2 separate regions of the Homo sapiens genome follow, and region 1 is linked to region 2. A link is a loop called in an ENCODE intact Hi-C map of the cell type or tissue named here. Cell type or tissue: Calu3. All regions are shown on one strand.

Region 1 (8,000 bases), 180 kb before region 2:
GGAGGAGGTACCCCTCCCTAACTCATTTCACAAAGCCAGCATCAGCTCAATACCAAAACCTGGCAAAGACACAATAAAAAAAGGAAAATTACAAGTCAATATCCCTGAGTAATGTGGATGCAGAAATCCTCAAAACACTAGCAAACCAAATCCAGCAGCATATCAAAAAGTTAAATCACCATGTTAAAATAGGCTTCATTCCTCAGACGCAAGGATGGTTCATCATATACAAATTAATAAATTAGATTTACCACTTAAACAGAATTAAAAGCAAAAACCATAGGATGATCTCAATAGACACAGAAAAATCCAATAAAATCCAACATCCCTCCATAATAAGATCCATCAACAAACTTGGTATCAAAGGAACATACTTCATAATAGTAAGGGCCACCCATGACAAACCCACAGCCAATATCATATTGAATGGGCAAAAGCTAGAAGCATTCCCCTTGAGAACTGGACTAAGACAAGGATGCCCACTTTTGTCCCTGAAGCGAGAAGATCATTTGAGCCTGGGAAGTTGAGGCTGCTGTGAACCATGATCATGCCACTGCACTTCAACTTGGGTGATAGAGCAAGACCTTGTCTCAAAAAAAAAAAAGTCAAAAAAAAAAAAAAAAAAAAAACAGCAGATGCTGGCAAAGCTGTGGAGAAAAGGAAACACTTATATACTATTGGTGGGAGTGCAAATTAGCCACTGTTAAAAGCAAGTCAGAGATTTCTCAAAGAACTTAAAACCAAACTATCATTTGACACAGCAATCCCCTTAGCGGATATATCTCCAAAAGAAAATACATCATTCTTACATGGTCAGGAGTTCAAGACCAGCCTGGCCAAGATGGTGAAACCCTGTCTCTACTAAAAATACAAAAAATTAGCCAGGCGTGGTGGTGGGTGTCTGTCGTCCCAGCTACTCAGGAGGCTGAGGCACAGAATTGCTTAAACCTGGAGGGGCGGAGGTTGCAGTGAGCCAAGATCATGCAACTGCACTCCAGCCTGGGCGACAGAGTGAGACTCCGTTTCAAAAAAAAAAAAAAGAAATATGTACTTGCATGTTCATCGCAGCACTATTCACAATAGCAAAGACATGGAATCAACATAGGTGTCCATCCACAGTGGACTGGACAAAGAAAATGTGTTTTATATGTATACCACAGAATACTATGCAGCCATAAAAAAGGATGAAATCATGTTCTTTGCAGCAACATGGATGCAGCTGGAAGACACTAGCCTAAGTGAATTAGGGCAGGAACAGAAAATCAAATACCGCATGTTCTCACTTATAAGTGGGACCCAAACACTGAGTACACATGGACATAAAGATGGAAACAATAGACATTGGGGACTACTGGTGGTGGGGAGGGAAAGAAAACTAACTACTGTGGTTGGAAATGGAAAACTAACTTTTGGGCACTATGCTCAGTAGCTGGGTGATGGGATGAATAGTACCCAAAACCACAGCATCATGCAGTATAACCAGATCACAAATCTGCACATGTACCCTGTGAATTGAATCTAAAATAAATGTTGAAATTAAGAATTAATATTGGTAAAAACAATAAACTTTTATAAAAGAATTGTAATTTCTTCAGTGTTGTGCACATAGCCAAGGTTTGGACAAGGTAAACTATTGGGATATTGAAAAAAATGTTAGAATTTATATTTGTAATCTACAATATTAAAATAACAGAATTTTTAATGGTAAATATGTGAATTGATATGGCACAGGGATTTTGTCTGTGTGAAACATGGTCCCACATTGTATATGGTCAGCAAACCATCCTTGGGGAAGTTTGATTTCACCACATATGGGAATGACAATGTACCTCTACTCCTAGCTTTCAGTTCACTGCTGCTTATTGCCATTTATGTCCACTCAGCGGATTCCTACATTATATTATCTAGTTTTGACTAAGCATATCTTCCCAAACAGATGAATGTCTTGCCAAAAAAAAAGTTCATTATTCTAATAATACAAGGACAAGTAACCACCAAGAAAATAACAGTAATGGTACTACTTTAATTAACAAATTGCTCTCATTATGTTGGTGACTATAATTATTGTTATAATTGTGGTCACCAACATAATGAGGGCAAACAACTATAAGCTAGTTTGTCTGAAGTCAGCCAAAATGCATTATTAAGAAAATTTGGCATGTGTATAATGGTCCACTATTACTAATTACTAGTAATATGAATTAGTGACCATGTTTAGGAGGCAACTTAAAATATTGTTTCATCTTAATCTCACCCTTTGAACTCATCTATATACTATGTTGTTTTACCATGTGAAAATTTTATTAGCCAAGTAGTGCAATACACAATGTTCTAAGTTAATACTTGCTGCATATATTAGGGGTTGTCATCACAGACAGTGCTTAGTATGAGCAATTACCACTTTTTTTTTTTTTTTTTGAGACGGAGTCTTGCTCTGTCACCCAGGCTGGAGGGCAGTGGCGTGATCTCGGCTCACTGCAAGCTCCGCCTCCCGGGTTCATGCCATTCTTCTGCCTCAGCCTCCCGAGTAGCTGGGACCACAGGCGCCCGCCACCACTCCTGGCTATTTTTTTTTTTTTTTTTTTTGGATTTTTAGTAGAGCCAGGGTTTCAGCCAGGATGCTCTGGATCTCCTGACCTCGTGATCCCAAAGTGCTGGGATAACAGGCGTGAGCCACCGTGCCTGGCCATAATTACCAAATTTTTGAATGGAGTAAAGCAGAGATGATAGACCTTCAAGAAGTGATCTAAAATGGAAAGCAGTTGGAAGCTGGTTTTGCTGGCCCTGACATGAGCTGGGATTCTGGCAATTACAAAAGGAAGGGAGGTGGCATTCACAGAAAACATTACAGGATGCCATCTGTGGATGAGATGGAGAAGTCAGAAAGTGCAACGATGTTTAAAGCATGAGTGACTGATGCCTAGATTCGTGTGCAATGACATCAAGTCAGGAAGAGGAGCTGAATTTAGGAGCACAATTAAGCTCCTTTATGTCTTTGTTTTTTTTTTTTAACAGAGAAATACTAAAAAAAAAATGTTTCCTTGCTTTTACCAGTGAGTTTCTTGAGTAGAATCTGGCAGTCTAAGTCATTCCTACAAAGTGAAAAGCTAACAGAAGAAATTAATTGGCCTATATTTTCAGTAATGTACTCTACATGAAGAATAGACAGAACAGATGTTTTCTGTTCTAAATTGTGTGTGTTGTCTTTTAGTTTTCATTTGTCATGTGATAGTAAGCATTGTTTCAAGGAATTTTTAATTTTGAGATACATAATACACTCTTCTGGAGGTCGTCATTTCATGTTAAATTCATGATACAAGACTCCCACTGTGTACTGTACTCAAACACTTCCAAGTGAGAATGGATCTACAAGTAATTTCTCCGTGTACATGTATTTTTTATTAATATGTACTTGAATCAATTGTTGTACTAGGTATTAGATAGCTAGAATAGTTTAATGTGTAAATTTAAAACTATAAACTTCTGTTTATACTTTTTATAAACTATAAACTTCTGTTTATACTTTTTATAAACTATAAACTTCTGTTTATACTTTTTATAAACTATAAACTTCTGTTTATACTTTTTATAAACTATAAACTTCTGTTTATACTTTTTATAAACTATAAACTTCTGTTTATACTTTTTATAAACTATAAACTTCTGTTTATACTTTTTATAAACTATAAACTTCTGTTTATACTTTTTATAAACTATAAACTTATTTACATATAAACCATATATGAATTTATGCAAACTATATGCTTTACAAAAAACTGGATTTCTGGTAGTTATGTGTACTTTGCATGTTTAGTTTGTAGTTTAATGTGCACACAAATGATATTTTCATATATGACAATATGAACTCCAGTACAATATTTTAGAGTAAAAGTTTTGTTTCAAACATTTCTGTACAAAATTAAGTGCCTTAACGGAAATGAAGTGACTGGGCATTATTCTTAGCGTGGTGTAGTTAGGGCATTTACATACTGAATATCAATAGTTCTTGTCTTGTGTAATTTACAATCTAAATACTGCATGAATGAGTTATCTCTCATAGGAGTAGTCAGTAGGAATGATTGCCATTGATAAGTTTGAGATGACATAATTTAAGCTTGAGATGACATAATTTAAACTCAACAATGATAGACACCAAAGCATATTCATGTACTGATCACATGGGTGAACATATTTTCATACAAAGGGGTCACAGATACATACCACAAGTGCTATGCAAGTTTTGTTGGAAAAAAAAAACCTATAAGCAGAGAAATAGAGCACATGCATCATGTGAAATATAATTATTCCACCATTTAGTCTAGACATGGATGGCATATGCATCATGGCCAATGAGCCACTAGGGAGCGGTCCTGTCCATGTGGTGCTTTACATACTTACAGACTGGGAGTAATGGGAGCCCCCTGGTGAGAGAAGCAGCCTTGTTATAAAAAAGGGGAAGCCTCCAGAACCTAGTGGCTGGCATCAGCCTGTTCTTTTGAGATAAGTTAGACCTCCTGACAGTTCTTTGCTAAGACTCCAAAAGCAGAAAGGAAATAAGGCTTTAATTTGTGTTTCATCTTCTAGTAATATGTTTTTCTATTCTTAAGGAAAAGATTTATTGACAGTTTAAAAGAATATAGTTGTTAATACCTTGAATAGACATGTTGTAGATGGAAACATTAAACTAGTAATTTCTTGTTTATCCTTCTGGGGTTGAGGTATTTCAAAGTTAAGCAAAGCTTGGAACTGGATATTTTAGTCTCTCATTGGACATCATGAGATGCATGACTTTAGTTCTATGCAAACCACATCCTATTTCCCTATTTAAGACAATGTTTTTCACTTGTTTTCAATATGCAGAATAAATTATATATTTAGACTATGCTAAATATAATATTGAAACCTAATGTGTATAATAGTTAGAGGTACCTTTAAATAGCATAAGCAAGGATATATATTATTTAGTAAAGTCATTGTGGTCTGCCTTACCAAAGTGACTGAGAGTCAGGACCCTGGTTCCCGTTGTAGCTTTTCACCTTATTGTGTGTACCTGAATAACCCACAATAGTGCAGGTGTGACCCTCTGCAGTTTGGGAGTGACATAAAAATTTGGACTAATGTCAGTGTTTCAGAAACACTTTTTATGTCAATTTTTCAAAGTTTTACCAGAAACTTCTAAACCTCTAAGATACTCCCTGTTCATGTCTAATCTGGCCAGCTCAGAAGAAATTCACATGGGAACCTTGCTAACCTGTCTCATACTTGTAATCTTTTAACTATTTCCTTGTCTCATTCTTCACACATCAATTCAAACACCATTCCCATCTCCTTTCTGTGTTAATTAAACTCTGCCATCTATATATATATATATTGGTTCAGAGCATTCTTCTGATTCTACATTGTGTACAGACCTACTCAGTTGTGCAAGAAATTTGCCATTATTGTTATACATGCTGTTATGATTTTGAACTTTTATCAAGCCCGCCTTCCCAAGAACAAAACTCTAAGCTCACTGAAATCAAGGTGGCCTTTGGCAAATCAGGTGCTAAACCTTTTTCTCCTACATAATCCTCACGGTAATCCTCACATTCCTATTACATCTGTATTCAAGGGGAGTTGCTTTAAATTACTCAGGAAATTGGGGAATTTGGTATTAGATGACTATTATCTGCTCAGGATGAGAGACAGTAAAAATTCTGTTATTACTTGCTCTCTGTCATATAGTTCACAAAACTTACAACTCCTTGCCCCACTCTGACCACAGTGTCTCTTCGTGTTTGAAATCTACCCACTCTACTCCCAGCTACTTCTGTTCTCTGTACAAGGGAACATGGAAAGCATCTGGCTGCTCTCTGCTACTGCTCTAGGAGTCATGGAAGATTATCTGAGGTTATCCAGATGCCCTCTGCCTAGACATGTTATTCAGCCTTTTATACTCTACTGTGTTTCATTGATGTGCACAAATGCAAATCCCAGAGTATATAGGAAAATGTGAATATTTTTTTCCTTTTCATATTAGATTTTCCATTTAGAATTTTATAACATACAGATAAGATAACACACTTTTCAATTGTCTTCTCTTGAGCTTCTTTAGCTGTAATCACTAAGTTCTTAGAATGTGGTCAACACACCTGCCTTCCACCATCACCAGGGAGGATAGGGGAAGGACCCTTCAACACAGTGAGAAGAGCCATTCCCCTATTAGAAGGAATGTTTATTTTTTTTGTCCAGCATGGCTTGAAATTAAAGTAGGAGAGTGTAACCTTATCGCATGAGAAAGAAGCAAAAGAAGCTATTAATTGGAAGGGCCCACTGGACTGTGAAGCAATGGTCTGGAAAGTTTTAGGAGAAGATAGGCAGAGGTGCATGACAGGTGATGTAGGCTCTGCTGAGGTGTAGACAGCACTGGAAAAATGTGCGTAAATAACACCTGCTGACACACCATCACACCATCATCACTGGGGGCTGTAGCACATAGGTAGCACTATCATAGAAACATGGCCAGGCCATGGGCCCACACACAGGTTCAACCTCACATGTCAGTGATAAACCATTGGTAGCCAAGAGATCTGGTCTCATTCTATGTCTGACATGAGTGAAAATCACCCCAAGTCAGTATTTTGGCACTGTTCTGTTGAACCAATCTCACATAATTCTGTAATAGGAATATCTTGATGATCAGTGGGAGTGATTAATTTGCAAAGCTGCCGTCCTGGACCCATGGCCAGCCATGGGTCTTGGATGACCTCACAGGCTTGTGTCCTGGATTTCTTCAGGATACCTGATTGACAGCACACGAACGGTGTTAAAAAGGTGCCCTAAAATAGAGAACTAGAGTATAGGTCCAATGTCTGGGCACAGCCCTCCCCATCCAGCCTATATATATGGTACTGCTGGCCTCTGCTTGTCCAAGGCATGAGAAGGGGGACTTCTGGCCAAAAAGTATTGTGCCCAAAGCGTAGGGCCTCCCAGAACATTGGGACTTAGATACCTCTTACCCTTCAATGAAGAGTATTACACTATTTCAGCCTTTGGAAGCTAGGAAGCTCCATATAAAAGAGTTTAAGATACCAAATCTTAGAAAATTCTCAACAAAGTGACATGTCCCCACTGTGAAGTCCCACTAGTAAACAATGCTTCTTCTGTACATAGAACAATCAACACTGTTAAATATGAACAATCAGAGATTCAAAAATAGAGAAAATCTATTTGAAAAGACAGCAAAAACAAAAGGAAATTGGAGGAAACAGATAATGTAGAGAAAGGTGAATACTTAAAAGTCACTATACTATATTCTGTTTACTCAGAAAATACAAGAAATGTTGCCAGTAACATTGATTATCTAATAATAAAAATAAGACATAGTAATAGAAGCATACTATTTTAAAATATATGAAAATATAATAGTTACATATTTTTTAATTCTGGCGAAATGGAAATGAGAAAAAAAGACACAGAGTGGAGTTGAGGGACAAGATCTCTATTGCTCTTTACAAGGTTTGTAGTATACACAGATACAGTCCTCCCTAGGTATTCTCGGGGATTGGTTAAGAGGCCATCAGCGGATACTAACCTGAGAAAGCTTCAGTCCGTTATATAAAATAGCATGGTATTTTCTTATAATGTGCACATCCTGCTATATACTTTAAATCATCTCTAGATTACACATAATAGCTAAAACAATGTAAATGTTATGCAAATAGTTGCTATATTTTTTAAATTTGTATTTTTTAATTGTTGTAGTATTTGAGTGTATGTATATCTTTTCCTGAATATATTTTTACTACATACATATACTGAAATATAAATAATATATAGTTGTATTATAATACATTATTATCAAGTACATAAAATATAATTATGTGTATATATATATACTTAAAAAATATTTTTTTTGCTGAATATCTTCAATCTGTGATTGAATCCATAGATGTGGAACCTGCAGTTACGTGGAGTTAATTATACCCATAATATAAAATGTAAGGTAAAAGTAAGTAGTG
Region 2 (8,000 bases):
ACTCTGTCTCAAAAAAAGAAAAAAAAAATACTTCTCACTGTATGAATTACCATCCTCCCTAATTTGGCCTATAAATATTCTGCTATTCCATATATTACATATATGTGTATATTATATATTGTCTATATTTTATATACATGGAATCAAAATATTTATAGGCCAAAGAGATGATTGAGCATCTCCTTCTGCATTCATCACAGTGAAAATCTCTTATCAAAAGTACACTTTTGAAAATTCGCATGTCTATTTATTTCTTTTGAACAACTTGATGATAGATTTAAAGCTTTAAAAAATGAACAAAATAATTCTGTCTCAAAACAGGAATATTTTTGGCAGGTATCAGGACAATACAAACTTAAATTTTTCACATAATAGTCTTTTCACAATTCAACTTGACCTTGAATGTGATTGCTTTTCCAGCAGCAAGTGCTGTTCTTAAATATATGATGCCTACCGTGTTGTCAGGTGGGTGGCAGATCTGAAATGTGCAAAATGAGAAACAGACATACAGCTAGGTGCATAGTGTTTGTGAAGGCCAGATCCAGTCCTGTTGCAATAAAGTGTTAACTTGAAAGGATTGTTAACCATGAAAAACTCCCCCACCTTTTACTCAGCTATACCTAAATTCAACTGGCTAATGTGGGTGCTACTGCTTTGCTTCAGGTGAAATTCATATGAACTATAAATGCTTGATCAGGAATATTTCCCTGGCTTTGCCTAGCAAGAGAGACCCAGTGAGAGAAAAACTCTAGGCTAGAAGCATCCTGCCGACCAATTGTTCTAGTCTTTGGCTCAGAAATGAGGAAAGAAATGGAGCACCATTAGGCTGCATGGAGAGTTTAGGCTTCTTGACATTTGTTTCCCTTTAAAGGCCTCTTAATAGTGTTGATTTATTGTCCATTTATTTCCTACCAAAGGAAACGAAAATCTTCCAACCTGAAGATAGCAATCTCCTTTCTCTGTTTTCCTTTTAGAAAGCCTTGATATTAAGTCCCAGGCAATGTTGAAATTGGTCTGATTATTTGCAGTGCCAGGATGAGAGGCATCAGCAGGTTCTTATAAGTAAGGTTGCAACTTGGGTTAGAATGAGAACTACAGGAGGATAATTCAGAATAGACTTAGGTGAGAGCTAGAGACCTGGATCCAGATAAGTGGGACTAGGAGAGCACTGTGTGATTTCTGAGTCACAGAACAAGCCAGTGAAACTGAACATGGCATCTTGGAACGATTTTAAAATTAGAGAGATGAAGAATTTTCTTCAAGAACACATACCAAGATATCACTAAATACAGAGGCCGATCCTCATTTATGCCTTTCTTGGCAAAACAGGAGTAAGGCTCAAAGGAAGCCAGGTCAAACAAAATAGTGAATCAGATGAATGCAAATAAGGTGACAGTAGCACATGAGAATGGGTGGCTTCAAATGTATTTGTTCCTTTAACAAGTATTTACTGAGCCACTATTTTTTGGTTCCAGCCACTAAGCACAGAGCTAGAGAGACTATAGTGTATAAAACCAGACAAACCCTGGAATCTCCATTCTAGTAAAAAAAAGAAAAGAATTATGCACATAAATATCAAATTAGAGCTATATTATTGCTAGAAAGGAGAGTGAGGTGATAAGAAACCACACTTAACTATGTACAGAGAATGATTCCTTGAGAGAGAGAGTTTTGAATTGACATGGAAAGAAACAGTAGGAGTTTGTTAAATGAAGGAGGGAGGGAGAGAAGAGAGATCTAGGCAGAGAAAACTGTCTGCCAAAGACCCTGTGACTGGAGGGAATATATCAGTTATAAAGCATTAAAAATACCCAGAGTGGCTGAAGATAAAGAATAAAAATAAGTATAAAAAGAGACGAGGATCCAGAGTCTGATTATTCAGGGTTTTGTAAGTCACATAACAAAACTTTATCTGTATTTTAAGAGAACCAGCAGCTAAACTTCAAAGAAGGGACTGAGTATCACTAAGAACAGATGTAGGCCTCCTGGTAAGGTGGCACTTTTTAGGAGTAAAGAGAAGCAATGATGACAGGTTGATCCAGGGTGCAACTGGAAGAGAATGAAAGGATGGGAAAATACCAGAATGGGGAAAATACATTTGCGGGAAAAATTTTGTGTGCAAATAGAAGCAATTACAACCAGGTAACACCCCTCCCCCTACACTGCCGCTGTAAAACAACATTTGTCAGAGGTTGTTCCCAGTGCTAAGCCCAGTATATCTTGAAAATAAATGTATAATGTCACTCTCTGGTTCAGCTTCAGAATTTTTAAATGGCTCTTATTGTGATAAGAATAAATCAGAATGGAAACTGCAGGTGCAAGGAAGTCATTGAAAGTACCTGGGAAAGAGAAGTGTGTGGGGCAAAGAGGAAGCAAAAACTTTGCCAGGAAATTAAGTTATTTCTTTCCTCAATGTTTCTTTTCCTGGAGTGCATGTAAAGCAATATATCCTGCTCCAGCTCGTGTGATTATGTGAATGGAGACGGAGAACAAAGAGGGGTAAAGAATGGTGGTAAAGATAATAGAAAACTGAAACATCCTAGAATTCTGCCACTCAACTTTTGTTTGGCCTTGTTAGGTGGCTTATTCGAAATGCAGAATCTCAGGCCAAAATTCAATCCTACCAGATCAGAATGTGTATGTTAATAGAGCTCTAGGTGATTTGGATGCACTCTCAGGCTTAGAAATTACTGTTTAAATAACGTCAATTTGCATCTCTGAGATAGGGTGTGGGGTTCTATATTCCTACACATCATTTGGCAAATTGGGGTTCTTTGCTGCTCAACCTTCTCCAACATACAGATTTACAAAACGGACCTAAAGCTTATTTTTAAGTGTGTGTATGCTTGAGCACTTCATTGGTCTTAAGTCTGTTTAATGAGATTCAAAATTGCAATAAAAGAGCAAACCAATGACAATGAATGAATGTGAAATGTAAAAATGACTGCACGAAAGGAAAATTGATAATAATGACAAATGAAGAGGGAAAACATAACTCAGAGCTCACGTGCAATAGAAAGAAAATCCCACGTGAAAGGTTGAGAAAAAGAATATCCTGCTAACGTTAGGCGTAAGTCAGAAGCTCAGAGACTTCCTTTCAAGTTATCTGTCTATGGATGTTCTTACAACTTTCCCCTTTTTCCTTCAAAAACAAATTGACTATATTCCAGTTACCTGCTACTACATAACAAAACACACTAAAATTTAGCAGCTTAAAATAACAACTTATTATCTCTCATGGTTCTGTAAATTGGGTGAGATCATTTGGGTGGTTCTAGCTTGGGTTTTGTTTTTTCAGTCAAATGGAGTTTGGGTTGAGTATATTTCACTGGTCCCTATGTCTAAGGTAGTTCATCGGGTGACTGGCAATTGGTGCTGGTTGTCTTTTTTTTGTGTGTGTGAGATGGAGTCTCACTCTGTCACCCAGGCTGAAGTGCAGTGGCATGATCTCTGCTCACTGCAACCCCTGCCTCCCAGGTTCAAGCGATTCTCCTGCCTCAGCCTCCCGAGTAGCTGGGAATACCGGCATTTACCACCATGCCCAGCTATTTTTTTTGTATTTTTAGTAGACACAGAGTTTCGCCATGTTGGCCAGGCTGGTCTCGAACTCCTGACCTCAGGTGATCCTCCTGCCTCAGCCTCCCAAAGTGCTGGGATTATAGGCATGAGCCACCATGCCTGGCCTGGTGCTGGTTGTCTTCTGGTTGTGTGTTGATTGGAATGACTACAGATGTTTTCTCCATGTCCTTAGCTTCTCATTGCAGAGAAGGAGGAAGAAGGAGAGAAAAGGGAAGGGAAGAGACAGCTGGGGAGGGGTCAGGGGGAAGGAGAATGAATTGGAGGGAGAGAGCAGAGAGAGGACAGAGGAAGAGAGAAAGAGATACTTATAAAGAACACTAGAGAAACTTGAGCAGAATTTCCACAGGTAGAACAGAATATATAATCACTACAAATTAGATGCTGTTTTTCACCCCTCCCTAAATATAGATTTCATTTGCATCATCATCTCGTCTGCTAAATGTCATTTTTAAAATGTGAATTTTTAAATGTCAGCTAACAAGGAAGTTTGATACTCAGTCGCTGCTGTTATTCGAACTCCACCAGTCTATTATTAAGGACTTTTTAGCAGCTGATTGCTGATATTTCCAATTAAGACTTGGTTTGTGTAAGTCAATTTAATGTGACATATTTTTTTTTTAAATGTGGTTTACAATTTGCGGGATAGTTTGGTTGCAGTATATCCCTTTCTTGGCCAAAATGCATTAAGCAGATTTGCACAAAGAAATATAATTGCAGTATAATTGCTGAAACTTCCACTGAGACACAAATTATATGCTCTTAAAGATGACTGCTCAGGGGTTTTATAGAAAAAATTCTGCTTTGAATGGAAAGAGATACGAAAAACCTAAACAAACTAGAAAACTTCTAAAGTCTCTGTAACTCAGTGATCTTATCATTCTAGTGTCCATTTGACATCTAACTTGAGTAAGTCATAGTGGACTTTCTTCTCAACTCAAGCCCCTTAGATGCTTTCTAAAAGACGCTCAGCTGATTGCTCTTTCCATTGTCACTATCAAATTATCTATTCTGTGAACAATCTGATTCTCTAATTAATGTCGTAGCACATGTGCATTAATCTGTCTGGTCCTCCAGTTCTCTAATGAGAGACAAACTCACTACAAGATCTTCCTTAAGAAATAACAAACTGACTGACTCAGCATGACACCCTCACCTAATTAATAAAATGGTGACAATTTTAAAATCCCTGTGCTGTGATTTTTCCTTAACAAAAACTGTTTTGCAGATGTGCAAAGGGACACAAGAAAGAATGTAAATTTAGCAGTTCATAACCTTTGACTAAACAAACCAGAGATTAGATGGAATCAATACTGCCAGAAAGAATTTCCCCCAGTCTGGTAAATCTGGAAATGCAAGAAAATAAATCTATCAGAAAAAAAAAATGGTCTGTTTATAGCGACATCTAGTGGTGTTTGTTTTCCTGCTTGCCCATTCCTAAATGAATTCCCCAGGAAGATAGCAAATACAAAAAACTTACTATTTTGTTATTTTTATCAATACAAACACATAACCTATGTAACATGTTATTGGAGTAACAGGAATAAATATTTCAGAAAACCACATGAATTAGCATGAACTGATGATTTGCAGAAGCTATTTTTGAAAAGTGTTGTGGGTGAATGGATTATGACTCTCATGATGACCACAAGAATAGTAATGCCTGTCCTCATACAGAAATAGGTGTATTTCTTGGTGTTGAAACACATGACCATAGATTTTTTTTTTCAGATGAAGCAGGAGATTCATGGTAGAAATAACTTTGTGAAAAATGAATAATCTCATGGCAGATTTATCTTAAACTAAGATAACTAAAATGACTACATTCTCAAAAGGCTATCTTAAAGAATACTGACAACCTCTGTTATCTGATAGTTTACCCTGGAAGAGTTTGTATCACTATGCTAAAAATGTGTGTGTGTGTGTGTGTGTGTGTGTGTGTGTGTGCAGGGAAGTGAGGGGTGGGGTGAGCACAACATGATTATAAAATTTGTCCTGACACTTAGAGTAGACTTTTTGATTAAACACATTTTCTAAAATGGTGGTGATTATAAAAGAATACAATTTTGAAATAAAATCAATGACAGGACTTTAAAAAAGCAAGCAACAGTTTTTAAAAGTCATAGGTTTGTTACAATCCAGGGGATTGTAAAACTGTTAGGTAATATTCTCTCTGGCTATTTCAGAAGAGAATAAATTTTGACAAGGAGCACTTTTTTTTTTCCAGAGGAAGGTTTTTGCCTTTCACCTGTTCTGACACTCAAAGTTCTTCTAGGAGAGGCCACAGAGAAATCTATTCTCTGCGTTGCTCTTATATCTTCTGGATCACTTTAGGACAGATCCCATTCATTATGGACAGATGCCTTCACTGAATTTATGCAACTAATATTTATGGCCACTCATGCTCCGATAGCAATGAATGAGTCTGAACCAGTACGAGATATTAATTATTGCAAACCGTATCTTCACTTTTCTACTGAAAAGAAGTCTTACCTTGTATCACTTGATTTCTGTCTCCAGCACAGCCCCTAGGACTGTCTTTCTGCAGGTGACATCAGTATTATAGGACATTAACGTCTCAGAGGGTCCTTGAAGTGTATGTCTGTCCACTTGTAACCCTGCACTTCAAGGCACATAGAAACTGCTTTGACCTTTTAGGCCATCTCTTCTCTTTAGAGAAGATGAGTTCTTTAGAGAAGGATGAGTCCCTTCCAGCCTGACACAGTAAGCATTACTTTAAAAGCTCGTCATTCTACTTTATTCTCCCGAGTGATAACCATTTTGCCTGCAAGTGTCATAGGTGAATATTTTGAAGACCAAATGTGACTATAATACTGCCAAGTTCTACTCTGAGCATTTTGGAAAATACTTTCTCCCTCAAATACATAATAAAGTTAAATAACTTGACTTTTTCAGGCAGTCAAATTTATCATTGAGGCATAAATTAGTTATACAGTGGCATGATTTCAATACCACTTCTTGCCCACAGAAGGGAATTACAGTAAACAGATTCATAGAATTTCTCACCTAAAAATTTGTCTAGGTGTTCCAGGGCATAGCCACAGGCAGATTTCAGAAGTCTTTTAAATATACGAATTGAAAATGGTTCATATATGTACCTAAGGATAGGAGGAAAAAATTTACTTTTAACATCTATCCATAGGCTTGAATTTTACTGACTGTCAAAATCGTCCTAAAGGAACAACATTAAAGTTCAGTAAAAAATATTCAGTGATACAATATGTCAAACACTTGGTGTGTATCTGCAACCTTAAGACTAAGTGTAGTACCCTTCCATCACCTTTGGTTTTACTCTGTGCTGAAAAATATAGCCCCTGCCTGGCAAAGTGTCATCTTTTCCAGTCTGGAAAAAAACATATCAGTGAGATTTTGTTAGTTTGACAGTGGTCAGAGTTTCTGCAGCATTTTGCAAAAAGTATGTTGATGTAGCATGCAGTCAATAGTGCTTAGAAGTATGTTCGTGTATGTATTGAAATTTATCAATAGTTTTAAATAAGTAATGAGATATTTATCTTAACTATCATGCCACCTAAAGTATCAAATAATCCTACATTAATGATTATAATAAATATCACAAATGTCTTGTATTTCTTTACTCAAAGAATCATCAGTCACGTGTAAATCTCCTATCTCTCCTCTTCTAGCTGTCTTATCCTGCTTTTGTTTATTTCTCTCTTTTTTCTTTTAGCAGGCCTGTTTAGTATCCATCTGCTTTTATTTCATTTAGCTGGATGCCTCAAGATGTATAAGTGCAATCTAAATTTCAGTCAGTCTATATTCATCTTTCTAGGGATGACCCAGCTTTCAAGTTCAGAGTGAGTCCTGTCTTCTCCAAGAAGGATTCACTGATTATTCCATTCTGGTGGTTTTCAACTCAGCTTACATATTCGACTCACCAGGGTAGCTTTAAATGTGTGTGTGTGTGTGTGTGTGTGTGTGTGTGTTTTATATGTATAACATTTAATTATATATAATTAGCATTTTTAAATATGTATTGAATATTCTATGCATATATGTATACATATATATACACATATATTTGTGTGTGTATATTTATAAAATTAACCCCCCACCCAGATACTCTGATTTAATTGTTCTAGGGTAAAACTTTGATAAACCTATTTTTAGAAGGTCCATGGTAATTCTGATTGTATAGCCATGGTTGAGCTTCCTGCCATCTTGTTTTTGCCATACGAGTAATACTCGCTTTTTTTTTTTTTTTTTTGAGGCCAGAGAGGGGAATGGGTGATACATGCCATTGATACACAATCTAAAAGATAGAAAATATATACATAGTCAAAAATAAACCTCCTTCTTTACACTGGCCACTCAGCTACCTTCCCCAGAGGCAAATCCTGCTTGCAGCATTTGGTATTTCCTCTCAGAGACAATGTACTCACAAA

The links. Hi-C counts contacts between places; a loop is a spot of excess contacts. Peaks named below come from ENCODE experiments on the same cell type or tissue, not always from the same donor. Only the 100,000 strongest peaks of a DNase experiment are listed, where the experiment ranks them.
Region 1: it touches region 2 in a loop (11-fold over the local background); 5 of 110 quality-filtered maps call a loop at or near these places.

The regions. Positions count from the first base shown.
Region 1 is chr5:165,025,289-165,033,288 of GRCh38, forward strand. All of the region lies in intron 4 of LINC03000 (long intergenic non-protein coding RNA 3000), which reads left to right. Among named protein-coding and RNA genes, the nearest start is that of LINC01938, 210 kb to the right of the region's middle. In Calu3, no CTCF peak of the experiment used is centred here; a DNase peak (open chromatin) is centred at 4,393.
Region 2 is chr5:165,204,334-165,212,333 of GRCh38, forward strand. No RefSeq gene overlaps it. Among named protein-coding and RNA genes, the nearest start is that of LINC01938, 35 kb to the right of the region's middle. In Calu3, a CTCF peak has its summit at 4,986 (motif pointing left); no DNase peak of the experiment used is centred here.